Linked DNA regions of Homo sapiens: regions 2 and 3 are each linked to region 1. The links are chromatin loops, found by intact Hi-C in ENCODE. Cell type or tissue: gastrocnemius medialis. All regions are shown on one strand. Links, peaks and the distances in the headings refer to the core of each region. The heading gives the core; the rest is flanking DNA. Region 1 overlaps CDH13 (cadherin 13). Region 2 overlaps CDH13 (cadherin 13). Region 3 overlaps CDH13 (cadherin 13).

Region 1 (10,182 bases), core at 1,188-9,187:
TTAACAATGGGGAAACTGAAGCTTAGAGTAGGCAAGGTCGCCCAGATAGGAAGCAATGCCTTCGGGTCATGGCTCACTACTCAAGTGCCTGAAATTTCAGCTAGCCTTTAGTGGGCACCTGCTATGTGCCAGGATCTGTATGAGGTTTGGCACCACCTAGACAGCCCCTTGAACCAGTGGCATGTCTCAGGACAGTGTGAGAGACAGAAACTTCAGCTGAGAGTTACCGTGCAAGGCAGAAAATGCTGGTCTAGCAAAAGGAACTCTGATTTCGATTTGGAAGTACAGAGAAAGAGCATCTGCCTTGGACAGAGTTATCAGTGAAAAGATGACATATGAGCTGAGACTGAAAATCATGTTGAAGATAGTCAAACAAAAGCTGGCAGTGTGGGAGTGGGGGCTTCAAGCAGAGAATCAGTGGTTCAAAGGCACAGGGTAGAAGGAGAATGGCAGCTGGCTCAGTGTGGCTGGAGAAAGAGGCTGGAGTGCACCTGGTTGCATTTGAATGGTGTGCGTGTGTGTGTGTGTGTGTGTGTGTTAATGATGGTGATGAGATGAGGGGCTAGAGAGGAAGACAGGTTGGCACCTGGTAGCATTTTTTAAAAAGCAAGTAAACCTTATTTTTTAGAGCAGGTTTAAGTTCACAGCAAAATTTGGTGGAAGGTACAGAAGTTTCCCAAGTACCTCCTATCCCCACAAATGCACAGCCTTGTCCCACTATCAACATCCCACATCAGAATGGTACATTTGTTACAGTCAATGACTCTACATTGACACATCATTATCACTCAAAGTTCACAGTTTACATGAGGGTTCACTCTTGGTGCTGTACGGTGTATGGTGGATACATGACAAATGTGTAAATTCATGTATCCACCATTATGATATCACACAGAATAGTTGTACAGCCCTAAAATACTTGCTCTGCCTATTTGCCTACCCACTCCCTTCTCCCTAACCCCTGGCAATCCACCGATCTTTCTTCTATTTCCATAGCTTTGCCTTTCCCAGAATGTCATATGGTTGGAATAATATAGTATGTAGCCTTTTCAAATTAGCTTCCTTCACTTGGTAACATGCATTGAAGTTTCCTCCATGTTTTCTTATGGTTTGGTAGCTCTTTTTTTTTTTTTTTTTTAGCATTGAATAATATTTCATTGTCTGGATGTATCACAGTTTATCCATTGACCTACTTAAGGATATCTTGGTTGCTTCTAAGTTTTGGTGATTACAAATAAAGCTGCTATAAACATTTGTGTTTCCTCATATAGATCTTGTATATATACAGTAGTTCCCCAGTTTTCATGGGGAATAAGTTCCCAGACACCCAATGGATGCCTGAAACTATGGATTGTACCAAGCCCTACATACATTATGTTTTTTTCCTGTACATACCTGTGATAAAGTTTAATTTATAAATGAGGCACAGTAAGAGATGAACAACAATTGCTCCATAAAATGGAACAATTATGACAATATGTTGTAATAAAAGTTACATGCATGTGGGCTGTCTCTCTCAAAATCTGTTGTAGCGCACTCACCCTTCTCTTTTAATCTGTCAGTCTGATAACCAAGATGGTTACTGAGTGACTAATGGATGATGGGTAAGATAGACAGGATGGATACACTGAAGAAAATGATAATTCACATTCCCGGCAGGATGGAGTGGGATGACAGAAGATTTCATCATGCAACTCAGAACAGCATGTAATTTAAAACTTATGAATTATTTTTGGAATTTTTCTATTTAATATTTTCAGACTGTGATTGACCACAGTTGAGTAAAACTGTAGAAAGCAAACCTTGGAGAAAGAGAGACTACTGTATTTTGTACATTTCATGTACACAGTTTGCTAGATTTATATGTAAATATTCCAATTTGGGGAGGGTAATGTAAATTGTATTGTGTTTTAAATTCCTGATTTCATTCATTCATTGCTGGTACATAGGAAAGTGATTGGCTTTTTTACATTAACCTCGTATCTTGTAATCTTGGCATAATTACTTATTCTTGGAGTTTGTCAATTTTTTTGGATTTCTTACATAGATAATCATTTTATCTGCAAACTAAGTTTTGTTTCTTACTTTCCAATCACTATACCTTTGTTTTCTTTTCTTATCTTACTGCATTAGCTAGGACTTCCAGGACGATGTTGAAAAACAATGGTAAGAGGGCACATCCTTGCCTTGCTACTGATCTTATCAGGAAAGCTAGTTTCCTACCATGAAGTGTGATGTTAGTTGTAGGCTTTTTGTAGTTGTTCTTTATTAAGTTGAAGAAGTTTCTGTCTGTTACTAGTTTGTTGAGAGTTATTATGAGTATTGATTTTGCCAAGTGCTTTTTCTGCATCTATTGATATGTGCATGTGATATCTATTGATATGTGCATATGAGCCTCCTGGTCATCATCCCAGGCTTAGCTCACAAAAGTTGTGAGCAGGGAGGCCACCAGGAATGTGGGGCAGGTATTATGCTTCCCATTTTACAGAAAGTAATGCCAGAAGAAAACAGTGCACAGTTACTGCTGGTTCCCAATAGTTGATTTGACTCCTTTAAAGATTTAGCTGTCCCATTTATGTGCTGGATAACATCAATTGATTCTTAAATGTTCAACAAGCCTTGCATACCTGTGATAAATCCCATCATGGTTACATTTTAATATACTTACTTTTCTTCATACCTGTCTCAAGAGAGAAAGTAGCTCAGTGGTTAAGACTGGAGTCAGGCTGCCTGGGTATAAATTGCACCTCCGTTGCTTATTAGCTGTATGAACTTGGGCAAGATATTTAATCTCTCTGTGCCTCAGTTTTCACATCTGTAAAATTATGTCAAATAGTACTGATCTCCAAGGGTGGTTGCGTGGGTTAAATTATACCTAAAGAACTTAGCACCCCACTCAGCACATGGTGGCTGCCATGATGGTTTGCCGTGACCTCTCTTCATTTGAATGTGTGCCCAGTGTCTTGTTTCTCTCTGTATTCTCAGTGCCTGGTACAAAGTCGATAGATTTTAAAAGCCCATAGAAGAAAACATACATTTTTCCCTGTTTGTGGGTATGTATGGAAGATTCTGTAACTTTGACTAGACACTTGATATTCAGATAAAATAGCCCTAAAGAAGGTTCTCAAGGGGGTGGATTTTCTCAGACTATTGTGAGCATAGTTCCTAAAGCTGACTCTATGTCTTGTGCTGACTCTAATCCCCTCCTGGCCATCATCCCAGGCTTAGCTCACAAAAGCTGTGAGCAGGGAGGCCACCAGGGATGTGGGGCAGGTAATATGCTTCCCATTATACAGAAAGTAATGCCAGAAGAAAACAGTGCACAGTTGCTGCTGGTTCCCAATAGTTGATTTGACTCCTTTAAAGATTTAGCACCTGAGTTAGAATCCGGATGGCAGAACTTCTCTATTGGAACCTAGTCCCACTATTCCTCTCTCCCTTCATTCAACACTGGGTTTAGAATGCTTGCCAGCAGCATTGTGGAAATTACCTCAAAGGTAGAAACACGTAACTCATAAGCACACATGAATAGGTATAGGTCATAATCCTGGAAAGACGGCCTTGCCATTGAGAGGGGAATAGCAGGAGCAAGGCTACGGAAGCACGGGACTCTGGTTGAGTCTAGGCACTGTCTGCATGTACTTGGCACATTCCTTAAAAATGGCAGCAAGCAGTCCATTCTCAAATGGAAATTGGAACAAAAAATAACGTAAAACCATAAATAACAGAAAAGAATATATACTCAAACATGTATAATCCATATGCATGAACATAACTCCCCTATTGGGAATTTCTCATAAAGAATCCCCCCAAAATATAATACCACGTCCACAAGAACCCACCCACAGGCCAGGTACTGTGCGAGGCACTGGAATACAATGGGGGTAACATGGACTAGGAGACTCATGAAAACGTCATGACAAACACCTGGGAAATTCTGAACGTTAAATAGTAGGGAAGGGTTTCTCCACCATGGCATGGTGGCCACTTTGGGCAGGAAGATTGTGGTGAGGCTATCCTGTGCATGGCAGGATGTCCAGAAGCATCCCTGGCCTCTACCCACTAGAGGCCATTGGAAGCCCCATCCTCACTGTGAAATCCAAAAATGTCTCCAGACATTGTCAAGTGTCTCCTGGAGGGAAAGGGGGGAAAGTGACTCCCCATTGAGAACCACTGCTTTAGGGGAATACTTAAGAAGTTGAGGCATATCTGCTCACTGGAAAATGGAAATGAGCTAATTTGGAGGCTTAAAACAGCAGCACTGGGAAAATGACATAAATTTTAAAAAGCAGAAAGTAATACTGCATTTATTCTGTGGTTTGGCTGAGGTTTTGGGTTTCAGAGGAAGCTGCTGAGAAAAGAGAGGGAGGGAAAATGTGACCCAGAAATCACGGGAACCAGGGAATCTCAACAAATTGAGTATCTTGGTTTGTGTAAGATTAGGAACCTGGAGATAAATATGGGTCAGGCAGATGCAAGTAAAATGATCACACGTGGGGAGCATGGAAATTGGGTCTTAAAAGTGAGTTAAGTCAAGGGTGGTATTTAAAATATGTCATATGTAAATATGACAGAGAAACCACCAATCAAAACAGCCATCTGCTGAAACCACCCACTATGGGCGTTCCTGTGCCTGCCGGGGCGTGCGGGGAAACCCAAGAGGGAGCACCAGTTGGTGAACGTCAGTCAATCCACAAACCATCTAACAGAGGCACAGGGATTAAATTCAGAGCAAGACCTGGCAAAACAGAAACAGCCCGAGGCCAGAGATGAAGTGAAAGAAAGATGACAACCTAGGGCCCAGGAGGGAAGCTTCCAGAAGGTTGAGTTATATTTAAGCCCTTTCACTGTATACCTGGGACCAAAGACCCTAGAGCAGCTTCAGACATAAATTATGTATATACATGAACAAAGACAGAAAGGGAGCAAAGAAAAATGAAAACAGCTTGATTTGTAGGGCTTTCAGCATGGCGGGTGGTTTTCTTTCCCCCCTCGTTTTATTTAGACGTCTGCTGCTGCTGCTTCAATTTTGTTCCGGCAATACAAGTAAAATATATGTGGATGTTAACAAAGATGTAAAGAGCCTTTTGAAGTATATAACTGATTATAATTTAACATTCATTAAGTTTCTTTTATCAAAAAAAAAAAACTATTAAGTTCATTGAAGAAGTCATAAAAACAAACCAAACACCCACCACCTTCTCCCCTCCTGGGGACATGGCAGTGGCCACTTCAAAGTGGGTCAGGTCTCCGTGAAGGAAAGGGGCTCTTGAGAGAGTGATGGTGGCCCAGGGGCCGGTGTGATGTTTCATGCTGGAGGGATACAGCTGTCCGTTTCCTTTGCCTCTTTTCATCCTGATGGAGCAAACGGCTCATTGTTTACGCTGACCTAGTGAGGTTGGCTTCAAGCTCTCCCCTCACCATGTTGTAATGAGATAGTCCTGAGGACACACGCTCTGTCCATTGAAACAGATTAGCTCTGATCACAGCTTAATTATGTGAAGTACAGCCAAACCCTATTTATGCTTTTCCTAGGGATGGGGTGGAACAGATAGGAACGGGTAATTGACAGACATTAAGAAATAGACTTAAATATTGTTTGTCCTGCTTTAGTACGCACGATATTAATGAGATGTTATTGTGAGTGCTGAGTAAAGAGGTTGCTGCCGGCTGGTTCTCATGCCAGGCAGCCAGCAGACCTTCTTCCCAAGCAGGGAATTAGCGCAGGTGTTCCCTTGGTGAAAGCCTGGCTATCAGCATCAACACCTTCTAGAAGATCCGTGCCTCTTGGTTTATTTCAGGGAGCCTGTGCAACTCCAAAAGGATGGATGCTGGATGCATATGGAGGTTCCATGCCTTAAGGCTAGCTTACAAATGTATGAACTCGTCTGTCTTTTATTCCATCAGAAATGAATGTACATTGTAGGAACCAGACTTAGCAGAGAACACGGAGTATTGGGGGAAACCTCAATTAGGGAATAAAGAGCTAGTACACACACAGATGTGTGTCACATCAGACTATGTAATGGACACAATTTAGGAACAACTAAGGTATGTCCTGTAATTAGGGGACTTGTTAAATCTGCACTGTCTAATATAGTAGCCACTAGTTACATGTGACTGTTTACATTTCATTTAATCAAATTAAAGAAAATTGAAAATTCAGTGTCTTGATCACAGGAGAGGAATTTTAAGGGCTCCTTTGTCACAGGCGGCTAGTGGTTCTCATGTGCAGATGTAGGACATCCCCGCCATCACAGAGGGATTTGCTGGACACCACTGAGTCAAATAAATGGTAGTATGTCCATAGAATGGAGTATTCTCCATATTCTCAATGAAGTAAATGCAGATATTCTGGCATAGAAAGGTCACCCTTGTGTATTGCCAGGTAAACAAGTTACAAAACTTTATGATATTAATTTCACTTAAAAAACAGATGCAACACACAGGCACATACTTTTTGGATAAGAGTGCAAAAAACACAGAAAGGATGCACACCAAATTGTCGGCATTAGTTACCTTGAGGAGGCGGGGGTAGATGTTTACTTTTTATTTTCTTCACATGTGTATTGTCTGAACATATTTCAATGAGCATGTGTTACTGTTGTAATTAAAAAGAGATTTATGTGATGAAAACTGATGAAAATGATTGAGAAACATGAACAGAGGGTTTTCTCTTTGCCTCTTTAGAGACTGGTTAATGGTGCTACCTGAGTGAGATTGACCAGATGGCTTGTTGGGAGAAGAAGGGAGCTGGTTTGGAGTAAATCCATCCCCACCACTATCAGGTCTTGCCCAGGCATACCCTGCTTTTCCTGAATGTCCTGAATGTTGTTGTAGGACAACAAATGCGCTTTATAATTATTCATAGGACCTCTCACTACTAATCTTTGAGTCGATAACAGCTTCTGCTATAGAAGGGGGCAGATCACTGGGCTTAAATGTCAAATAGCGCCTGAGAGGCTTAAACAACCACCAGTATGTGTCCCTCTGGGAGGGCTTCTCTGCCATTTAGAAGATCAATGAGAAGATGTCCTCCAGGCCAGTGTGAGGTGGTAGAGGTGTGTGCTTGCGTGGGCATGCCTGTGTGTCTGGTACCCTTACCCACTGAAACAGCAAAGGACATGCCTTCTCCCATATGACAAATCGGTACATTGATGATTTCGAGTTAAAAACATTGGATAAATTGCAGTTTCAGAAAGGGCTAGCTGACTTGTCTCTTCCTACATGTAGCAGGCCAGAAAGATTCCTCTCTGGGAGGGGCATCCTCCCCCTGCCAGGGCAAGAAAATAGCCCTTATCGCCAGAGACTGCGGATTGCAGGCTGCAGTGGGCTTGAATAAATACCCTTACTGAAGTGGCCCTTAGCCTCCACTAGGTTTTTTGTTTGTTTGTTTGTTTGTTTTGAGAGGGAGTTTCGCTGTTGTTGCCCTGGCTGGAGTGCAATGGCGCGATCTCGGCTCACCGCAACCTCTGCCTCCTAGGTTCAAGCGATTCTCTTGCCTCAGCCTCTGGAGTAGCTGGGATTACAGGCATGCAGCACCAGGCCCGGCTAATTTTGTATTTTTAGTATAGATGGGTTTCTCCATGTTGTTCAGGCTGGTCTTGAACTCCCGACCTCAGATAATCCACACGCCTCGGCCTCCCAAAATGCTGGGATTACAGGCATGAGCCACCATGCCCAGCCACCGCCACTCATTTTACACAGTCCCCTGTATGTCTCCTAGTGACTCCCCTAGAAATTCACTGACCCTAGCCAGATCCCATTTGTCCTGTCTTTGTCAGATTTATCATTCTTTGTCTAAAAAGTTCAAAAGCATCTTGCTTTGGCCGCTTCTTCAGACATCACTCTCTTGTGAAGATCCCTTGTACCTGGAAAACTATTAAGATCCGTATGCTTTTTTCCTGTTGATCTGGTTGTCTGATTCGTGTCCATTTGGTTTCTAGGTCCAGCCAAAGAGCCCACATAAGAACCAAGGTGGGGTTGGGGGTGATCTCTGGTCCCCTTTGTGATCCTCTTCTAGGAGATTTACCTCTCTGCTAGCTTACATACTATGTGAATATAGCGTGGGCTTTCTTCTTGCTCTTCAGAAAGTCTTCTCTACCCTCCCTCCTCCTACCATGGCGCATTCTGCAGCATGACAGGCATTCCACTCTGAGGTGTGAGCCATGTGGGCTCTCAGGACTCTTTTGGCTCCACTTCTGCCTTTGTAGCTGTGGACCACGAGGCAGTGACTTTGAAATTCAGTCTTATTCTGCGGAAATATTACTTACTCGTCCCTACCTCATAGGGTGGTTTTTCGAAGTCAGTGAGACAAGGACAGTGAAGGGTTGAGGCAGTGCTCAGCACATAGTAAGCGCTAAATAAATGTTAGCTTTTGTTGAAATTAATCTTACTTTTCACTAAATTGTGCTGCAAAGCAACGTGCCATTGCCTGTTCTTCACATGGCTGTGTCTCTCCTCCTCAGATGGATGGAGTAGGAGGGTTGTTGGAAGACAAAAGCATCCTGCTTCACTCTTGTCTCTCCAGGCTCCTGACAGTGATTTGCACTAGCTGATTAGTAAATTCATGGCAGTGCCTGGTGCCTGAGAGAGCGAGGGTTGGGTGCAGCTTGGCTACAGCTCTGAACACAGCAGTGGGGGCTCAGTTGCTTGGAAAAGCTGCCAGCCAGTGAGCCCAGCACAGTCAGAGTCCTGTCAATGCAGTAGGTGGGTAAAATAAGACACCAGTGTGCCTTTGAAGCATGACTTTCTGAGGGAGAAGGCTGGGAGCCTTTACATTTGATGACTGGGAGAAAGGACCCAAGTTTTTCCTGTGTGTTTCCTTAAAACAGCCTTATTCTCTAGATGTGATTTGTTTTCTGTTTTATTTTCAAAGAGAAGAAAATCTTGTTAATACTTGCTTATTAACTAACAATTTCACTTTACTGGTTTGGTATGTAAAACTGAGGGTTTTCTTCTACCCAGTGGCAGTTTTTGATATGAAACAGTAACAACAACATCAACGTAACTTGTATTTTTGAATATATTTGATACAGATATTGGTTAAAAGCATTTTGTACATATATATTCTTACATATTTGTGGGTATGTATGAATACATGTATATATGCATATATATGTGTGTGTGTAATTGATTCTCATTATTCATGAATTCTGTCTTTGTGAATTTGCCTACTCAGTAAAATGTATCTGTAGCTCCCAAATCAGTGGTCATGGTAGTGTTGTGGTCACTTGCAGACATATACAGAGCTGTGACAAATTTGAATCATATGATGTATATGCTTCCAGGTGCATTCAAACTAGGTGAGACTGCCTTCTTGTTTTAGCTTTCATACTACAAACAAATATCCTTTTCATGAACCATTTAATGCCACATTTGCCACAATTTTATGCTATTTCTTGGCAATTTTGCTGTCAAAATGGCCCCAAGTGGACTGCAGAGTGCTCTCTAGTGTCTCTAAGTGCAAGAAGGCTGTGATGTGTCTGACTGAGAAAATGCATGTGTTAGATAAGCTTTGTTCCAGCATGAGTTACAGTGCTGCTGGCTGTGATAAATTTTAAGTAAGGCATCTTTAAACCGAGGCGCACGTAAAACAAGGTTATATATTGACTAGTTGACTGAACTGTGACCAGAGGCTCACAGGAACCTAACCCTGCATTTCTACTAGGAGCAATGGTTCAATATATGTTAAGTATTCATGGTGACTTCATAGAACATAAGTACCATAAATAAGAGAATCAATTGTATGCAGACACTCCTTGATTTATGATGAGATTTTATCCTGATAAACCATCCTACATCAAAAAGGCGGCTGCATGCCTACCTCAAACATCACAGGTACTCTGCTTCACCTTCCTCAACTATGTCATGCCTCAACTCTGCTTGGACTCTGCCCAACTCCAGACAGGGACAATGTGACAGTAGCCAGCTCCTCTCTGAACTGACACCCTGTAAATTGGACCTACTGAACAGCAATAGTTTAGCCTAACCTACTTTATATGTGCTTAGAGCACTTGCGTTAGCCTACAGGAGGGCAAAATCATTGAATACAAAGCCCATTTTATAATGAAGTGTTGACTGTCTCATATAAGAGTATTGTACCACATATTTCTGGACCAGGAAAAGATCAAAATTCAAAATCTGAAAAATGGTTTCAATGGAGTAAGTATTTCTTTTGTA
Region 2 (10,182 bases), core at 805-8,804, 75 kb after region 1:
AATGGGGAACAGCTGCTCATAGCTGCCAGCACTTCATTCAGTGAAGTCACATTGGCAGCTTGAAGCTGGCCATGCCGGGAGTATTTATATGACAGGAACTGGCAAACACCTCAGGGCTAGATGTCTTGTTTTTGAACTAGAATGGCAGTCAGCAAACTTTTTTCTGTAAAAAGCTAGAGGAGTATCCTAGGCTTTGTGGGCACCGAACCCTCTGTTGCAATTACTCAACCCTGCAGCTGAAGAGTGGAAAACAGTCATAGAATATACATATATAAATAAATGAGTATGGCTGTGTTTCAATAAAACTTTATTTACCAAAACAACAGGCTCACAGTTTGCTGAACTCTAGTCTAGACTTACAAAAGTGATAGAGAAAACATAAAGAATGCAAATTAAATTTTAAAAATGTGTTGATTCTGGTAGCTGTTACATTGTATATTGCCCCCCAGAACACAGGACATATTCTTTAAACATCTGAAAAGTATTTTGGGATTCAGCAAAGAAGCTGCTCAAGACATTGACAAATAAGTGAAATTCTGACTTAGGTCATTGGTTTATTTTCAATCTTGCTTGTTCATTTAAATGGAAATGGCAATCAACATTGATATGGGAACCACACTTGCTCATCAGTTCTAACTGTAAGTTGGCTACAAGTGTAAGAGTTTGGAAAAAAATCAACAAAAGCATTCTGTGAGAATCAATTGGCTGTGTGTACAATTTACAATATAGAAAATTGTGTGTTTTATTATTTGTAAATTATGTGTTACTTATCTTTGATATCAGTGAAATACATAATCAACATATATGTGCCTGGACATGCCTATATTGGTTTTTGTGTAGAGCCAATTATTAACATTACCAGAATATCACTGCTTGAATGGGGCATGTTCTCTTTAGCTTCCAGGCCTTTGAGTGGTTCCTCCACCTGAAACAATCTCTTCTTCCCTTTGCCTACCTAACTCCTCCTTCTTTGATCTGCAGCTTAAATGTGACTTCTTCAAAAAAGACTTCTTTGATCCCTTCAGTACCAAATGAGTTCTTCCCTTTATGCACATTTTTCCTTGTGACACTTGACTTAATTATAGTTAAATGATGAATTATGTGCTGGCTTATTACTTCCTTTTTACCAAAAGACTGCACGCTTCCCCAGGTAGATAGGTCCATCTTCTTTATCATCGTGTCTTTGGAGTCTTACGCAGTTTGTTGAAATATTATGTTTGTAGCTGAACTGAATTGTGATTTAAAAAAAAATAGGTCTGTATTTAAAAGTTTTAGTGTCAGCTCCATCCAGCCCAAGTTAAGTACTAATTCAGCAAGTTAGTTAAGTAATAAATGGCTGTCACTCAACTACAACATATTTGAATTCAGTTTTGAGGCCCCAGTAGTTGCTAAAAATCAATGCCCACTTTCTCCAGGTATAGTAATTATTTCTCATATTGTTATTGACTGTCTCTTTAAAGACCAGCCAGGACAAATCTATTTCTGAAGCTGTTGTAAATGATTTGAAACAGGAAGATGAATGGAATGGAATGAGGGTTGTTTAAAAGAGATTTATCCCTCTTATTCTTGCTCAAGAAATGAGTGGCCAGTTGCTACCAGCCTATCCCAAAAGCCAAGAGATAAAAGCCAGCAGCAGTTAATTTTCTAGTCCGTGTGCTAGTGACCACAGATATCTAACCACTGATTTCCAAAGGCTTACTATTATTCATACATATTTACTATGGTAAATAGCTCATGTTTTCAGGAACACTGAGGATCTGTTTAGTCACTTTGGATTTCTGGTTTCATCAAGAGTTTGTGTCCGACATCTGGGGATGAGTGAGGGTTCCGGATACCCATTACAGAGGAAGAGTCTGATGGGGAAACTAGAGGGAATTCCTATCTGGAATTTAAATTTAAGTTTAGGATCTCAGAAAGACAAATGGAGTTGAAGCTGTGTCAGGCAGAAGAGATATCTCCATTTGTTTTTCTGCTTTCTCAACATAAGGCAAATGTCAGTAGTAACCAGGTTTATTCCACAGGCATACTCTGCAATGTGTGGGTAATTGTGCCTATCGATTGTGACAAAGTCTTCAAGCATGAGGCAGAGAAGTTTGCTATCCAACTGGATGCCCTCAACAATGTTTGCATCTCAACAATGTGTCCTCACATTGGCTGGCTTTACATATGCAGACAAGTGAGGACATGCAGAAAATCATTTCACTGGTCCTCCCCATTGCATTGTCGATTGTGTGGAGGCTAACATGTAAAGTTATCAGCCCAGCAGCAGACACGGAGTGAGTTGTCCATAAATAGTCATTCTAATTGTTCTGTTTTTCTTATTATAATTTATTTTTGCTATGTAAAAAAAAATCAAATGATCTATTGCGTGTATATGTGAGTTTTTGTTTAAAGGCATATGACCCAATTTGTAAACATGATCATTATCTTCTCTGGGAAGAATACTAACCAAGGGAAAGAGTTCATGATTTGGCTGTGTAGAGCTCTCATTAAGTGATAGGTGACTGGTTCTGTGCTGAGTGTTTTTCATCATCTTGATCCTATGAGACATTCAACATTCCATCTTCATCTTACAAATGAGAAAACTGAGGCTTAGTGAGGTTCTATAGATGCTCAAGGTCACAGACCCAACAGGTGACTGAGCTGGGGTTTAAATCTCCAGGGGGTCTTTTAGTAAGGCTTATGCTTTTAAGCACCAAACTCTACCAGGATATAAATGGCAAAAGGAACTGCTTAAGATATGAAGAGAAAAGAAACACACTACTTAACACAAAACAAAAACTGGATAAAATACCCAGTTGCCTGAATATGTATGCACTTATTCTTGCATTCAGCAAATAAGTACATAGCACCTATCATGAACCAGTGACTTTGCTTAGGAACACAAAGCAAGCAAAATCCCTGCCTTGATGGCACTTACTTCTTAGGGAAAAGAGAGGATGACAGAACTGTAGAGAAAACAGAGTATACCAGATAGCAATGAGGGCTGTGGAGAAAATAAGGTGGGAAGAGAACTAATATTGGAGCTGGGATTTCAGAAGGAAGAAAGTGTTTGAGTTGAGACCTGAAGGAGGTGCAGGAACCACAGGACCATCTGGGGTCATGGTCAGCAACATGGCCAATGGGCCAACTTTGGCCCACTACTTGTTTTCATGAATAAAGTTCCATTGGATCTCAGCCAGGCCCATTAGTTTATGCACTATCTGTGTCTGTTTTTGTGTTCAAATGGCAGAGTTAAGCAGTTGCAATCCTGTGGCCCAGAAAAACTTAAATGTTTACTATTTGGCCTTTTATAGAAAAAAAAAATGTGTCCACCTACATCTAGAAGAAGAGTTTTCCAGGGAGAGGGGACAGGCAGCACATAGGAGTCTCAGGATGGGAATATGCCTAGTGTGTTTGAGGAGGCAGGTGCGCCTGCAACAGAATGGGCAAAGGGGTGAGTGGAGGGCAGGGCCTGGGCACGTGGGGGCCACTGTAGGGGAGAGAGGGAGGATTCTGCAGAGTGTTAACAGGAGGACTCTCGCTCTTTGTGATACATCCACTGTCTTAGGTTGAAGAAGCAACTCTGAGATGGAGTTTAGCATTCAGGGCCAACACCTATGGAAAGCAGGGGCAGGAAGCAGGAGTGAGCAGAGGGAGAAGTCCAGCTATGATACAGACCAATGGCAACCTTGGCCACTCTCTAGGAGCTTCAGAATTGACCCTGTTTGGCCCAAGACAGACAGGCCTTTATACTCCAGTGTTGATCGGTCATTGAATATAGGTCTTTCAATGGCAACAACAGTTACAAGGAAGGAGCATCACCTGGGTGATTGTTGAGAAGCTGAGAGCCGAGGGCTGCCTGCTGACCGCACTCCCAGCAGCTGGTGCCATGGGTCCTGCATTGAAGTAGGATCTTGGGGGCACATCACAATGTCCAGCACATAGAGGATGTAGGGAGTAACAGCTAAAGCAAGACTAATTAGGAGGCTACTCCGGAAATCTAACTGAGAGATGAAGGTGGCTTGAACCAGGAGGTGGCCAAGAGTTGGCAGACTCTCTCTTTTGAAGGTAAAGCTTTCATATATTCTCCATGGCCTAAGATCACCTTAAAGGAGCAAAGTAAAAGGAAACAAGCCAAGGGGAAAGGCTTCAAAGATTCAGTCTATGTTATTAAATCTCCCCACCCATTGATTATCATCCATGACAGTCTTTGCTTAGCTTAGGTTTACCTGTGCTCATCATTTTCCAGGGTGTACAGAAGGAACACTATTTAATCACAAACGTTCCAATCACAAATGCTTCAGTGACAGGAATAGAAGCTGTCACACCAGACAGGGCAGATAAGTCCTTGTCACATGGCTGGGTCTGTCCCTGCAGTGACTGTGCTATTCATAGCAAGAATGTTGTGTTGCTAAACTTGGCATGAAACAATACAGTTATTTATGCGACTTCATGAACTAGAGTATCGCCTTGGATTTGAGATTCTGCTAAAGCTACATGAGTGGGCAAATCAAGAAATTGTATTCCATAATTTGTTTCCAATCTGACAGAGTACTATGTGTAATAGATGAATAAGCTTATAGATTTTAGCACATTTATTGCAGTGTGATGTGGTTTGACACAGTGTCTATGAGCTGTGTGGGGTGAAATGGAAGGTTTAAATGGATTCCAGCTTCATTATCCCACTGTGATCTGAGGAAAGCGAGACCACAATGTTGCCATCCAGTAAAGCACTTTATCACATTCCTTCCCAAGTTGAACAGCAGCGTTCTGCCAAAGAAAAGCTATTTGCTGGGTAGACTCTTTAGCAAGTTTCATTTTTAACTTGGGTGCCAAGCCAGCCAATAGAATCTAATGGGCTTTGCTTACAATGTGCATGGCTTGGCTATTTACATGAGATTGACAGCACGAGAAAAACCAGACGCTATACTCACTAGGCTGATTTAGAGGTTTCTCTGCTCATTTGAATTCAGCCAAGCTAGTCAGTCTAGCCCTGGGAAAACCTGCAAGAGTAAAAAGAGAACCAATAAAAGCGATTCATGAAAAACCTGAAGTGCATAAGAAATTAATTCCCCTGAGTTTCCAAACTAGTCAGTAAGCTGCGCTGAGGTTTTGCTTTCTATGTTTCTCCTTTGCTTAGGGACTGGTCAAAATCTCGAAGCCACTTGTTGATTTTTCTCTCTTTAAACTGCTTTGATGGAAGAACACCCAGGGTGTAATGGGCACCTGGGTGGGTGGATGCCTAACTAAATATATTTATATAATCCTTGAAACATGTTTAACTCTGGAGGTTAAGGAAGGCCCAAAGACAAAGCGGAGTTGTTAAGGGAAGAAAAAAACAGAACTTCTTAAAGGTTGACACGGTGCCACTCATTAATTCTAGAAAAGTTTGCAGGGGCTGTTACATGTCAGACACAATGCTAGCCTTCCCAGATGCATTGATGAACAAGTTGCAATTCTTGCTGTGGTGAGCTAATGGTAAAAATAAACAGAGCACTGCCACACACAGACATAAGAGCCATGGGGCAGCATCCCATTCCAATGCCTGGTACATATTAGGAACCCACTAAATACTTGTTAAGGTTCATTTTGTGATGGTATTTTTTTCCTCTCTCCGCTAGCTTAAATCTGTTCAAGTCTCCCATGGTTAATACGATAATTTTTCTGATGTTTATCACCAATAAATTTTTAGAAAAATCAGGCTACACAGTCACTCTCTCCACCTTCTTAGGATACACTCACTCTCTTACCCTTTCACTCCTTCGGGCAATTTGATCTGCTATCTTTTCCCACCACTTTAAGAGAAGGACTCTTGATGGGGTTCCCACACCTGGTCAGATGGCCTCTCTTGGTTGTCTTCCTCAATCCTTTCATTGTGTTGTAGTTGGGCAGTTCCTCCACCTTTCACTTCTCAGATGCAGCATAATCGTGTTTCTTCCTCCCCTCTGAATATTCCTTTTCTGCCTCTCTGCATTCCTTTTCCTCTTCCCAACACCTAAGTGATTCTTAAAAATATTCTCTGACTTTCTATGCCTTCTCCATCAGTGTTAGTTTCAAGTTATCTTGTCATAGTTTCATTTAGGAGATAATGCCTGAATCTTTATCTTAAGCCTTGAACCCTCTAGAACAATTTCATTTGTGTGCTGGGCACCTGGATGTCCCAAAGGCATGTGAACTCATCATATCAGGAGTCAAACTCATTCTGACTAATTTTATTTAATGCTATTTCCATTCACTTGGTCATCCAGGTGGAGACCTGAGGGTCAAGATGGAGCCCTCTCCCATGTCTCTCTCTTTGCTGCTCTCAGATGGACCCAGGGGTCATGTGCTGTCAACTCATCCATCACTATATTTTTCTCCTTTGCCCTTCCATGTTATTTCCATTTCACCCACCGTTGTGTGATACCACAGCGTCTGTTTTACCTCCCACTGAACAAAAGAAATATAATCCTTGAAACGTGCTCCTTAGTGTGGAAGAGAGGGGTGGTCTGATGACTTGTTTCAAAATGATCTCAATATCAACCACTGCCCCAACGGTCTTGCATTTCATACTTAAGCAACATATTTCAATGCAGAGAAGGTTTATAGTGTGGTGGGGATTTGAGGGTAGCTTTTCAATTCTGCTCTGTTTGATTTTTGACTGATGACCCCAGACACAGAGATTTGGCCTGGCAGAACCTGCCCTTAGTTCTATAGAGGACACCTTCCCCATACTTTTTTCTCCTTTTCCTCTTCCTCTATAAACTCTAGGTTCTTTCACTGCATTTCTTTTTTGTAAACAGCTTTACTGAGGTATAATTGACCTACAAAAAATTGCTCCGGTTTAATGTATACAGTGTGATGAGTTTGGATATATACAAGCACTGGTGAAACCATCAGCTTCATAATCAAGGCTTCCAATATCATTCACCTCCAAACGTTTCCTTATGCCCCTCCAGTGTTTGTTGATTTGTTTGTGGTAAGAACACCCACCATGCAATCTACCCTCTTAATAAAATGTTTAAGTGCACAATGCAGTACTGTCAATTACAGGCGCTGTGTTGTACAGCAGACCTCTAGAGCTTACTGATCTTGCTAAACTAGCCACTTGTCACACATTCGTTAGGTTTCATGACAGTCTGTCCTCTGAGATGGGCTAAGAGTTAGTCTGCTCTCAAAGAGTTTCTTGCAAGAATATGATGGGTGCTTTGTGGTGAAAAGTGAAATAGCAATAAAAAAAATCAGTCACTTCCATTGTAAAAATAAACGTAACTGCATGGCCAATATGTTATTCTAAAACAGAAGTTGGCTTCTTACCTGGCTTTACCGTGCACGGAGGACTTTAATTTGTGTTCCTGTCAAACTCTAGGAATGTGAAAATGTGGAAAGCCCATCCCAAACAAAAATAAGCCTCTTGCCGGAGTCCTCACCTGAAATCTCTCTCATTCTCACCCATTCACCTTTCAAATCTGTGCTTTTAGCACATCACCTTTCTGCCCTAAAACGTTTAGTGGCTCACAAGCTAGTTTCCAAATTCCTTAGCTTAGTAGTTAGCCCTCCGCTACCTTTTCTTAATGCACTTTTACACTTTTCTCCATGCTGTAACTAAACAGCACTACCTACTAAAATAGAAAGATACCTTTCAGGTTCCTGACCTCATGCCAGTATCTACCATTTCCTTTTCCTAGAATTCTCTCTTTCTCCTTATTTAAATCCTGTGCATTCTCTAGTGCATTTGGGGGAAAATGTCATCTCTTTCTGTAGGCATTAACTCTCTATGCCCTAAAATTTCATATAACCTTGGTGGTTCCTTTTATCTCACACATTTCGCTTATTTCTTTGACTAATGTTATTCATGAACATGTCTTACCATTTATTCTGCTGCACCTACAACCCCTGGTGGCCAGTGGCTGTCTTACTAACTTTTGTGTTCCCTGTGCCTCACACATCACAGACTTTCCAGAACCTTTTAGTGGATAAAGTTAATGCAGAAATGAGTTAAATATTCAAAGAAGCAGTGAGCAAGATACGTTTTTTATTCTTCCTTTCGGAAATGAATCCTTGCTCTTCCCCACCCCTGGGAACTGTGCCCTGGTTATGATTGAGATCTCATAGTCACTCATCATTCATTCTTTAGTTAGAATTGCATAACATTTTATTCTTTACAATAAAGATAACTTGTTAATTGCTTAACCAGATGTGATTTTACTATTATATTTTTTAGTAATTACATAAATCAGAGGAAAAATCCTTTTCAGATGATATGCCCTTATGTGTGATTTAGACAAGCTGACCACCTACTTTTAGATAAAGAAATCATCTTCTGCCAAGATGGGGCTAGATGTGAGGGAAGAGAAGTTTCCTACCAAGAATTTCCATTTAAATTCAAATTTAGAAGCTTTCTTAGTCCCTGAGTCTTATTCCACTTCAGACTTGTTGAAATTTTCCTCATGAAATATGCTTTAGTTGTCTTGGTAAATTTTAAGAGTGAGAGAAGACCAAGTAACAGTTTACAAAGGTAAGAATCATTTAAACCTACTTACTCTCCCTGTTTAAGCAATGAGGAGGATTCTGTTTATTTATTTTTAAAAAGTGTTAAGGGAAGAAGTGCTATTTCAAATTAAATGAAGACACGGGAATTTGCCTTTAATTATTTAAAATAGTTTAAATCTTGTTGTTCAAACAACACCTTGTCTCTACAAAAGAAAAAGGAAAATACGATGACACTCAGACTTTGTCAACTTTTTCCAAATATTAGCAAGTTAAAAAAAACTATTGGTTCTGAATGGTGAGATAAATATATGCCACCTGTAATATTTACCTGAATAGTATATATTCAGAATGCAATATTGTGTAATCTCTTTTAACTTCAAAATAACCCTTCTTTGCCCTGCAAAGATACTTGAACTCTTGGTGTTGGCTACCTATGAAATTATGTCAAACACATAGATTCTACATCTCCAGATATTCAAAACTAATTATCCCTTAATTTGCAAGTGAAAGCAAAATACCACCTAATAGACCATTTCTCTGGTAAACCTTTCTTTATCTTAATGAGCAGAATGTGGACGCCTATTACAACCTGATTTTAAAACCTCCGTGCCACTCAACAGCTTACTCATAAGACTGACCAGAAGGAGGCAACAAAGATGTAAATATTCTTATTTACAATATGGACTGAGCTCATATCTGTCTATTTAGCATTTTATTATAATGCATGCCATCCCAACAGAATCAATAGTTGATTGATTTCTTATGTAAGAGACTTGAGTACTTTAATTCTGGATGGAAACTCATCAGCAACTTCCAGTTGATGAGATGACGTTCTCCATTTGGTGAAACTGGGCTACATTTAATCATCACAAACTTCAAATTGTATTATCCCACTTTCCAGATAATGTACAGCGTATTAGCCCAACCCGCTTTCTTCAGAAGTGTCTTTAAACAGAGATGGGCTGTATCTAGATAGGGGTGGAATATGCCAGTGTATCGGTTAGCCGTTCCTATAATAATGCTGCATAACAAGCCATGCTAAAATTCCATGGCTTACACATTGCTCCATAGGCTGAGGGGTTGGCTGATCTAGGCTGGGCTCAGCTGGGCTTGACTCCAGACTGTGGGTTTCATTCAGGTCTGCTCCATGGACGTCTCATTCTTCTGAGGACAGCGTGCTCCTTCGGAAACATTCTTTTCCTGATGGAGACTGAAAGTTTCCAGGTTAGCATATAGAAACACATGATGCTTCTTGAAGTCTAGGTAGGAACTGGTGCTCAGTCACTTCCACCCACTGGGCAAAGCAAGTCCAATATCAATGGGGGAACATTCTGTTTGGAAGAACTTCAAAGCCTCATAGCAAAAGCCTCCATATGGGGAGTAGTGAAAAATTGGGAAAAATAATACATTCGATCACAGCTGCTTTGTTTTAGGGTTTATATAAAAGAAATAACTTTAAAAGGGGTTACCTCCTTCTCATGCCTATATTTTTAAAAGTAAGTGTATTACTCTACATTGAATAACCCAAGCTAAAAGTATTTTATAGTTAACCTTGACCTAGTATACATACTCTCTCACTCTCACTCTCCCCACACCCCCAAACCCAACAATGACCACAGATCTTCCTTTCCTTCCACTTTCACAACCCAAAACTTGTCCTGTTCATTCTCTGCTCAAAAGCCCATCAGTGAATCCCTGTTGCCATTGATATAGCTCAAACCCTCGGCT
Region 3 (10,182 bases), core at 1,145-9,144, 55 kb after region 1:
GGAGGGCGGAGCTTGCAGTGAGCCGAGATCGCGCCACTGCACTCCAGCCTGGGTGACAGAGTGAGACTCTGTCTCAAAAAAAAAAAAAAAAAAAAATATATATATATATATATATATATAAATATATTTCTATATTTATAAAATATATAAAGTATATATGATATACAAATATATTTACATATAATATAATCATTTTATTTGATTTAAAAATATACAGTATATTTATATATTTGTATATTTATAAATGTATTTTATATATTGTATGTTTATAAAATATTAGAAAAATATATTTGTATATTTATAAAATATATAAAAGTATATTTATATACAAATATAACCTATAAGTATATATGTATGTTTTACATACACAAATACTTTTATACATAAATGTGTACACATTTCAGAATCAAACAGCCCATTATAAGCATATATGAAAGAACAGTTTGATTTGGCATATTTTATAAACTGTCACCTGATTTTTTTTTTACCCCAACATTAAAAAAAAAAGCTAGTGCATAAACAAGGTGCAGAAAGAAGCTAGTCATCCATTCATCTCTTCTTGTGCCAGTGTTACAATATCTAGTAGCTGAAAGTCTGGGCCAGTCATTTGCCCGGACCGCATTATGTCTGAATACCTCCTGGCAGTTTCTACGTCTTTCTCAGGGCTTCTAAATAGGAATGAACATGAAAGGGCCGCGTGGCAGTGACCGCAGTGTGGAGGTTCTAATAATGACTATGAGGGACACACAGTTTTCAAGGAGATCTAACAGTGTTTATGAAAGATTCTGTTTCATCTCACCAGTGAAGAGCCCTTCATCATCTACCATTCTCTTAAGGATAGAGTCTTAGAATCTCCAGTGATCCTGCAGGACCCTCATCCCGTGGTTTTAAACCTGTGTTCTCCAGAGGTCTAGCATTGAGCGGTGGCACTTGGGATTCTGGAATGGGGAGGATGCAAGAGGAACACAGTGAAGTAAACAGCTTGGACTCTGGCCCTTCAAGCATACTTCATCCACTTTCATCTGTTTTAGGCATGTGGGTTCAAGAGGTGATGCCACTTGAAAAAAGATTAGAGGGTTCTGAAAAAATCAGGTGTAGAATTAATTCCAACATAGACCTACCTTCTTATTGCACAGACAAAGACACTGAGATCCAGAGACATTGAGGGGCTCTCTTGGGCTCCCCCACCTTGTCCAGGGGAAAGTCAGGACTGGGATCCAGCGTATAGTCACTTGCTACGGCTATTCCCATTATGTTTTGCTGCTGCTGAAACACTGGAACACATTCTAAAGTTCAGACACTCAGGAAATACCCCACGGTGATAAGGACAACCGGTGATGCCGATGAGTTCCCACCAGGTGTCAGTGCCTCGAGGACTTGTTTAATCTTCACAACGGTGCTCTGAGTTAGGTGCTCATATTAGTTCCATTTAACAGTTGGAGAAAATGAGGCTCAGGGAAATTAAATCACTTGCTCCACATCACACAGCTACTAGGCAGTCAATGCTGGTTTTGAGGCTAGGTGATCTCAGTCCAGAGGCCTCAGCCTTAACCATTCTGCTCTCTCGCCTTCCTGCATTTTATACTCCATACTTCTCTTGGGAGAAAGATACTATCATATTATTTCGTCCAAACTTACCATATCTTAAAAAAAACTTACCAGCAAACAAATCATCCAACTGCCTTTCATCTATTGAATGTTCTACAGACTTAACGCCATTATCTCGCATGACCTTGATGAAGATAGTAACCCTCCCTTTATCAAAATGGTCAATCTTCATTAATTTATTTTACTAATTAGTTAAAGGCTGGTGTAATTTAGAGAAAGTCTAAATTATAGAATACATTTTATTCTGTCACTTTGAAGCACAAACCTCCACAAAGATTTGTATAAAAATGCTCCCTTCTGGGACTCACTTCAGTGATTTGTAGCTACCATTCATACTGCCTCTATGTAAATGAAAGGGAGGCATAATATCAGCACCTTGCGTATTCTTCTCCATGGTAATAAATCGTGCCTGATAACCTATGAAAATGGCTTCATTTTTCTCTTACCACGCCTATCATGGTGGCTTTCAAACTCACTACCCTGTGCCCCACCTATCACACCTGTCCTTTGTCCCTTTCTCACATGGATGTCTACAAAATGCAGCAGTAAAGTGTTCCATAATCCACACTTCAGTCTACATAAATGTTTAATTCCCCTGCCCCTTTTGTTTTCGTCAGGCCCCCTGAAGCCGCAGCTGAGATGGCTGACTCCCTGAACTCTTCTTATGTTCTTGACTGTTCGCATAGCCTTTCCTGGGATTACCTCCCAGTTCCAAGTTTGCCCATTCTGCAGGCAGTCTTCTTGGGTTCCAGCTTTTCTCCACCATCAGCTTCTCCCCTAGGGCTCTTATTAACTCTCCGCTCTCTGGGGGCCACTCTCATTTTCAGCTTCATGTGGATCAGTGATTACTTGTCCTATCTCCTCTCCTAGAACGTGAGCTTCATCAAGGAATTTCTCTCTATTGACCCTCAGGCATGAGCACAATGTCCTACTCCCTGGGTGCTTAGTTAATGCTTATGGAGTGAATAGAACCCCGGCGTGTGTGTGTGTGGTGTGTGTGTGTGTGTGTGTTTAGGGAAGGCAAAGGACGTTTGGCAAAAAAACAAGTTACCTGAGGGAATAGCAACTCGAAGTCATTGTCCCTCAATTTGGGATCCCGGTACCACCCGCATAAGAATCTTTTGGATGCTGAATAAACCTGCAGTTTCTCCAGCCTGGCCAAGACCTATCAAAGCAGGGTTCCTGGGTATGAGGTCCAAGGATCTGCAACTGGAACATGCTCTCCAGGCAATTCTATACACACTGGTATCTAAGAACCACTGCGCTCAGAACTAGGATATCCATCAAGCCTGATTTGAAGTACCTGCATGAGTCCCAGTGTCATGATGAGATCAAGAGAGCTTCTGTGTCCTTGAGGGGCTGGAGTATGCGTCCCCCTGAAACCCTTTCCCTGCCTGCCCCCAGCACTGTTGGGTGTCCCTTCTCTGTGCTTCCTCTGCCAACACTCTGTGCGGTGTTTCCGGGAGTCAGAATGGCAGGGTGGTCAAGAGTACGGACTCAGAGGTTGCAGAAAGATAAAAAGATGATTGCATTCATGATTGTTATGATGTCTTGTACATAGAATATTGTCTTATTTGCTCTAAGACTCCATTAAAAAGCCAGCAAAAGCAAATGCATACCAGAAAAACAGTGGTGTGCTCTTTGAATATTAGGTGGCCTAGTGCATGTTTCACCTAGGTCTCTGACTAATTCTATGAGCTTGGGCAAATTATTTAGCTTCTTTAGGGCTTCTGTATTTGTGAAAAAAAAAACAAACAAAAAAAAAGGAAAACAATAGTTTCCCTTTAACAGGGCTATTGTAGGAATCCAGTGAGATCATATCTTGGAAGTGCTCAGCTGAGGGCCTGGGCGGGATAAGTACTCAAATCATACCCTTAATATCATTATTCTTTTTTGAGATCAAGTTTCACTCTTGTCGCCTAGGCTGGAGTGCATGTTGGCCAGGCTGGTCTCACACTCCTGACCTCAGGTGATTCACCTGTCTCGGCCTTCCAAAGTGCTGGAATTACAGGTGTGAGCCACTGTACCTGAACAAGTGGGTGTTGTTTTAAGCCACTACATTTGTGGTCATTTCTCCCAGCAGCCACAGGACACTCATACGTCCATAAAGGCAGCTTCTCTGCTCTTTGATGCCTCTGACTCCACTTAAGCCCTCTTCCCCAGGGCTGAACCAACATACCCGCTTCCAAGTCTATTAAGTATTGAATTGTGTTCCCCCAAAAGATATGTTGAAGTCCAAATCCCCAGGATCTGTAAATGTAACACTATTTGGCAACAGGGTCTTTGCAGATAATCAAATAAAAATGAGGTCATTTTGGGGAAGAAGCTAATCTACTGTTACTGATGTCCCTGTAAGAAGAAAAGAGGGTCGGGCATGGTGGCTCAGGCCTGTAATCTCAGCACTTTGAGAGGCCGAGGCTGGCAGATCACCTGAGGTTAGGAGTTCAAGACAAGCCTGGCCACCATAGGGAAGCCCTGTCTCTACTAAAAATATATAAATTAGCTGGGTGTGTTGGCATACACCTGTAGTTTCAGCTACTCAGGAGCCTGAGGCAGGAGAATGGCTTAAACTGGGCAGGTGCTGGTTGCAGTGAGCCGAGATCAATCCACTGCACTCCAGCCTAGGCGACAGAGCAAGACTCCATCTAAAAAAAAAAAAAAAAAAAAAAAAAAAGACACAACGACACACAGAGAACTTGTGTGATGATGGAGGCAAAAACTGGGGTGACGCAGCTACAATTCAAGGGACACCAAAACTGCCAGCAATGACCAGAAGCTAAGAGAACAGCATGAAACAGACTGCCATCTAGAGCCTTCAGAAAGGACATGACTTTTCTGACACTTTGATTTCAGACTTTTTGCCTCCAGAACTGTGAGCGATCACATTTCTCTTGTTTTACACCAGCCAGTGTGTGATACTTTGTTCCAGCATCCGTAGGAAACTAATACAAAGTCCCAAACTCTTTCCACTATGTCTAGATCCAAAGTCACCAAGAGGCCTGGCTTGGGGCAGCACTGGGAACTTAGACAGGACCCTAGCTAAGTTCCATTCTGAGTTAATAATTGTTATTAACTCACTCAGTTCATGCCCAGTTAGCAAGCATCATGAAGCACATTAAGCCAGGATATGGCCTTTCTAAATGTCCTGAGTATCAGGAGAAGCTTTTTCACACTGCAAAAGCCAGTCTAATTCTATGACTTGCAGGCTGAAAATCAACTATGGCTGCAACCAAGTCACTTAGCCATCATCAGCGCCAATCCTGCAGTGCTTATAGCCAAGTCAGGGCGTCTGTTTGTTGAGAGGCAAAGGCGGCCCCGCCCCATGCTCTGGTTTCTGCTTGCACCTTATTAACGGGTAATGAAGAGTAGGTTCTGCTTTATTGATCTTGAGACCAGAGCTACGTGCGATGCTGCCTAAGAAAAGCCGCAAAGGATTTTATTTGATTTTTGCACACAACAATAATCTCCCTCACCAGATTAGCTGGTGAACTGGTGGGCTTTTCACCTTGAAATTGTTGATAGGGTAGCCAAACAGGAATTTCTATATTTGCTAATCCTTCCTCAAATACACATCCCCACCGTCTGTGCCCTGTCAAGTGGGTACCTGGGAAATAGCAGAGACCACACTGTGGAAGGGGAGACACTCCAGTGCAGGAAAGATCAGAAGAAAGAGGTGACAATGACATGCAGCACGAAGCAGCGATGATGGGGTTTTTTCTTTGCAAAATTACAAGCCACAGTCTCACCTCATTCCTACCTGCCTTTTTTATTTCCCCTGCTCTCAAAACATACCTGACTAGAAAATCCCCAGTCCAACTCCAGGAATGCCCTTTCTTCTTTAGCCACATCACAGTGTTACCAGATGCCTTTTATGAGCTCTTTGGTAGAAACTAAGCCATGTGTCACTACTGGGTGTTGAAAACTCAGGAGTCAGCTTCCCTGCAGTCTGCTGGCGCTCAGTTCTTTGGCTCTGCCTAAAGTCGGATAAGGAAATGACCTTCCAGGCATGGTGAGATGAGTCCTTAGGACACAGAAGGGCAGGCTGGCCTGGCCTCAGGAGACTGCAACAGCTGCCAGAGAGCCATGGCACTCCTCAATCCCCCGAGGAGCCTGGAAAAGACTTCCCTCTTGGGTTCAGGCATGTCCTCTGCTTCCTGCCTTTATGGAAACTGGATTTTCGGGACCTTGGAGGACCTCCTATGGGGAATAGAAACTAACAGCCCATCCCGAGCCTGCTTTTCCATGGGAAAGGTGGTGGGAATTCTCCATGTCACCTTTGCAGAGAGAGAGAGACAAACATGGATCCAAATTAGAGATGGCTTCAGGTTCTGACGGATTCATCTCTCCCAATTGCCTTTGTAACACATCTGCTAAATTTAGATAAGTCACAAATAGAGCCAAAAGAAAATCCAGAAGGGAGCCACAAAAAATTATTAAACAGTTGTAAAAGTTGGGGATTATGAGTGGAGGAATCGGGGTTATTTATCCTGGAAAAGAGAAGGCTGAGGAGGGACATATAAAGACTTCATACTAGATTAATTATGTAAATAAGCAGACACCCAGCTGGCATGGAATTTCAACCATTTGGCAGGGAGAGTGGGTATTAAGGGGGGTGACTAGTTGTTTTAAAATCATTAGTTGCCTGCACAGGTTTCTGGAGGGGTTCACTGTTGCTGAGTAATACAAGTTATGAATATGCCAGGTCTGTTTTAATGAGCCCAGACTTCACCCACCAAAAATCCTTTCCAGCCAAGCACGTGATAACTATAGATCTTCTTTGTCCTTTGCCTCAAGCAGAAGCCTTACACGGGTCCGTCGTAAGATGCACCTCTAGGGCTCATTCCTTCTTCAAGTCCCGGTGTAGAGTTTGGTGTTAGAAGGGACAATTAGAGACTTAGAGATTCCTTCGTCCAGACAGGAAGATGCTGGAAGGAGTGCCTTTTGGGGAATGAGCTGAGCTTGGCCAGATGCTGCAGTTGTGTCCCCTTGCTGAAGTTAGTCACACTTGGCTGCTGGAGAAGTCTGCCCAGGTGCACTTCATAACCACACTGCCATCTTCTGCCTTTCATTCAACAGGACATGAATTGAGCACAGGCTGGTCCTCCTGAGCCCTGGCCCAACAAGGCTCCTGAACCTGGGCCCAGAGATGCATAAGAGGATGCCAAATCACATAAAAAATAAGGGTATGGTGAAATCCCATCTCTACTAAAAATACAAAAAATTAATAAGGTGTGGTGGTTCGCAGCTGTAATCCTAGCTACTCCAGAGGCTGAGGCAGGAGAATCGCTTGAAACCAGGAGGCGGAGGTTGCAGTGGATTGAGATCACACCACTGCACTCCAGCCTGGGCGACAGAGTGAGACTTTGCCTAAAAAAAAAAAAAAAAAAAAGAGCCCCCCCACTCATCCACACTTACTCTCTTACAATCCTGGAAGGCAACTTGTTTCAATGGGCTAGAGGCAAGTTGTTGGCTAGAGGAGATTCCATTGCTGGACTCTTTTAGATCCTGGTGGTTCCCGACATTCCTTAGCTTATAGCCACATCAGTCTAGTCCCTGGCTCCGTGGTCCCATGACCTTTTGTGTCCAATATTCCTCTGCCCCCCTCTTATGAAGGAATTTGGGATTCTATTTAGTGGCTACCCAGATAATCCAAAATAATCTCTTCATTTGGAAATCATTAATTTGGCCACATCTGCAATGTCTTTACCACAAAAGTTAATATAGATGAGTTCTAGGGATTAGGATTTGGTACCTTTGGGGATCATTATTCAGCCTACTGTAGTAGGGGTTCATCAGTTAGTGGGGGGGAAGTAGCCAGTTTATTCCCAAAATGCATGTGTCATCACAAACCAAGATGAGTTTCCTAAAAGAAAATAAGATACTACTGCGAATGTCACCCAATGAGACCTGACCCATTCTGTGTGTGCAGGGATGCTGTTTTAGTTGGGTTCCCACAGAAGCAGACCCTGCAACGATGATTTGTGTGCAAGGTGTTTATTTGAGAGGTGATCTCAGGAAACCGGTAAGGCAGTGGGGGAAGTGAGACAGGGAAGAAAGGGCAGCCAGTGATGGGAGTTGCTTTCAAGCAGTTGCTTGTTCTTATGGGCAGCTGGAGCTGAATCCCACTGGGGACTCTGGGAGACAATGAAAACCACATCTCATAGTTATCCCCACTGAGGAATGAGGGACCTGGGGTATTTATCTACCAACTCCCCTTCTATTATTGGTTGAGTCCCTCTTCTGACGAGTCACAGGTATTCCCAGTAAGCAGCCTCTGTAGGGCACAGGTGAGTGATGATGGGATTCACCGCTGACAGCTCTGCTGTAGATTTCCCCGGGCAGGTGACCTCTGAACTGCCACCTGAAGTAGAAGTAGGAAGTAACCAGCAACTGGGGTGGGGATGGTGAAGAAGAAGGAGAAAGTGTTAAGGAAGGAAACAGAAAGTGCCAAGCCCTGAGGTAGGTGGGGCACAGTGTAGTGTTGTATTAGTCCATTTTCACGCTGCTGATAAAGATATATCTAAGACTGGGCAATTTACAAAAGAGGTTTAACAGACTCACAGTGCTGGGGAGGCCTGGCAATCATGGTGGAAGGTGAAAGGCACATCTCACATGGCAGCAGACAAGAGAAGAGAACTCGTGCAGGGAAACTCCCCTTTATAAACATCATCAGATCTCGTGAGACGATCACAAGAACAGCATGGGAAAGACCCAGCCCCATGAATGAATTATCTCCCACCAGGTCCCTCCCAAAACACGTGGGAATTATGGGAGCTACAATTCAAGATGAAATTTGGATGGGGACACAGCTAAATCATATCAAGTGTCCAGAGTGAAAGGAGTTGAGATGGAACAGCATCTCACCAGACCTGAGAGCCATTTGGTGCGTGTTGGATGCATGTGGTCCGTATCTGTTCTGGTTGATTGATGCCTGTGCCTTGACATTTGTTCAATATTTTGAATATCCTTCACACTGAGGTCAATATCTCTTTCCCTGGGTGGTTATGAGCCTTAAATCAGCTATGCCATGTGAAAGTTATTTGCAGTTTGTGAAGTCCTGTGGAAAGGTTGTTGCTGTTTTTCTGCTGGGGCTGTTTTAAGATGAAACATGGTATGGGGGAAAGATGCAAGCTCTGGGTCCCATTCTCAGGAGTTTCCACGAGCAGGAACCTCACATCACTGCCATTGGCCTGTAATATAATTTTGGCCTGAGTCTATCTGGGACAGGTGGTGTGGAGATGCACTGTTACTAAAGACTTAAAGCTTGGAACTTAAAAGTCTACATTTTCTTTGGAGTCAGGTGGTCCTGTGTGCAAGTCCCAGTTCCAGGCCCTTCCACTGGCTGTCCAATGGCTTGGAGTCTGAGGCTCAGTTTTCCCACTTGCAGAAGGAAGGAATGATGCCAACTTCGTAAGTTACATGAGATGTGAAGGCAGTGATGGAAGTGGAGCTGGGGCTCCTTCCCCCTCTGTTTTAAGCATTTGATTAAAACAAGTTAGGATGGGCGCAGTGGCTTGTGTCTGTAATCCCAGCACTTTGACAAGCCAAGGTGGGTGGATCACCTGAGGTCAGGAGTTTGAGACCAGCCTGGCCAAGGTGGTGAAACCCCGTCTCTACTGAAAATACAAAATTTATCTGGGTGTGGTGGTGGGTGTCTATAATCCCGGCTACTCGGGAGGCTGAAACAGGAGAATCACTTAAACCTGGGAGGCAGAGGTTGCAGTGAGCCAAGATCACGCCACTGCACTCCAGCCTGGGCAACAGAGAGAGACTCTGTCTCAAAAAAAAAAAAAAAAAAAAAAGGTCTTACTGTACCATATGTCCTCACTTAACTTCATTGCTAGGTTCTTGAAAACTGTGACTTTCAGGGAAATGAAATATAATGAAAGCAATTTTACTGTATGCTAAATGGTATAAACAAGAGTTAAATTCTTACGGCACGTTCCTGGTCACAAAAACATTACCAAACTTCTTAATAAAGACCCAAAACACTTCTAATATTAAACATTGAAATAAAGATGAGCTATACATACATTTAAGAAAGATGAATAAAAACAAGTAAGATAATCGTTTGCTCAATTTTTGGTGAATCAGTGAGTGACGGTGGTCGTAGTGGTGGTGGGTTAAATCAAGGAATAAAGGTTTGCAAAGCGAAAATTGTCAGGGGCACCTCCTGCCACCGTGCAGTTTGAAAACAAACAATTCCAACTAATGGCAGACTGACTGAGTGCTTTCTTACTGCATTGTTTTTTATTGTGCATTTTTATGATTATTATACACAGTACTTCATGAGTTTTTGTTTTACAATACTTCGTATTAATTAATTCACCTTCCAAATTGCTTAGTCTATAATAGTTTAGGGTCTTGGGTGGCCAAAGCCTCTGCTAGCACAGGGTAGGAACTGACCCTGGACAGGACATCATTCCATCGCAGGGCACACTTACACCCACGCTCACACTCACTCATACTGGGGCAATTTAGATGTGACAGTTCACTTCACATGCACAACTTTGGGATGTGGGAGGAAACCAGAGGACCCGGGGAAAACCCACACAAACATGGGGAGAATGTACA

What was found. Peaks named below come from ENCODE experiments on the same cell type or tissue, not always from the same donor. Only the 100,000 strongest peaks of a DNase experiment are listed, where the experiment ranks them.
Region 2: it touches region 1 in a loop (3-fold over the local background); 8 of 110 quality-filtered maps call a loop at or near these places.
Region 3: a loop joins it to region 1, with 6 times the contacts of the local background. A loop is called at or near these places in 7 of 110 quality-filtered maps.

The regions. Positions count from the first base shown.
Region 1 is chr16:82,655,799-82,665,980 of GRCh38, forward strand. All of the region lies in intron 1 of CDH13 (cadherin 13), which reads left to right. Among named protein-coding and RNA genes, the nearest start is that of MIR8058, 28 kb to the right of the region's middle. In gastrocnemius medialis, for the core only: no CTCF peak of the experiment used is centred there; DNase peaks (open chromatin) are centred at 3,233 and 4,673; H3K4me3 peaks cover 1,527 bases; H3K27ac peaks cover 4,933 bases.
Region 2 is chr16:82,731,030-82,741,211 of GRCh38, forward strand. All of the region lies in intron 1 of CDH13 (cadherin 13), which reads left to right. Among named protein-coding and RNA genes, the nearest start is that of MIR8058, 47 kb to the left of the region's middle. RefSeq lists an enhancer at 2,975-5,413. In gastrocnemius medialis, for the core only: a CTCF peak has its summit at 7,867 (motif pointing left); a DNase peak (open chromatin) is centred at 4,332; H3K4me3 peaks cover 662 bases; H3K27ac peaks cover 6,319 bases.
Region 3 is chr16:82,710,458-82,720,639 of GRCh38, forward strand. All of the region lies in intron 1 of CDH13 (cadherin 13), which reads left to right. Among named protein-coding and RNA genes, the nearest start is that of MIR8058, 27 kb to the left of the region's middle. In gastrocnemius medialis, for the core only: no CTCF peak of the experiment used is centred there; DNase peaks (open chromatin) are centred at 5,594 and 6,610; H3K27ac peaks cover 2,904 bases.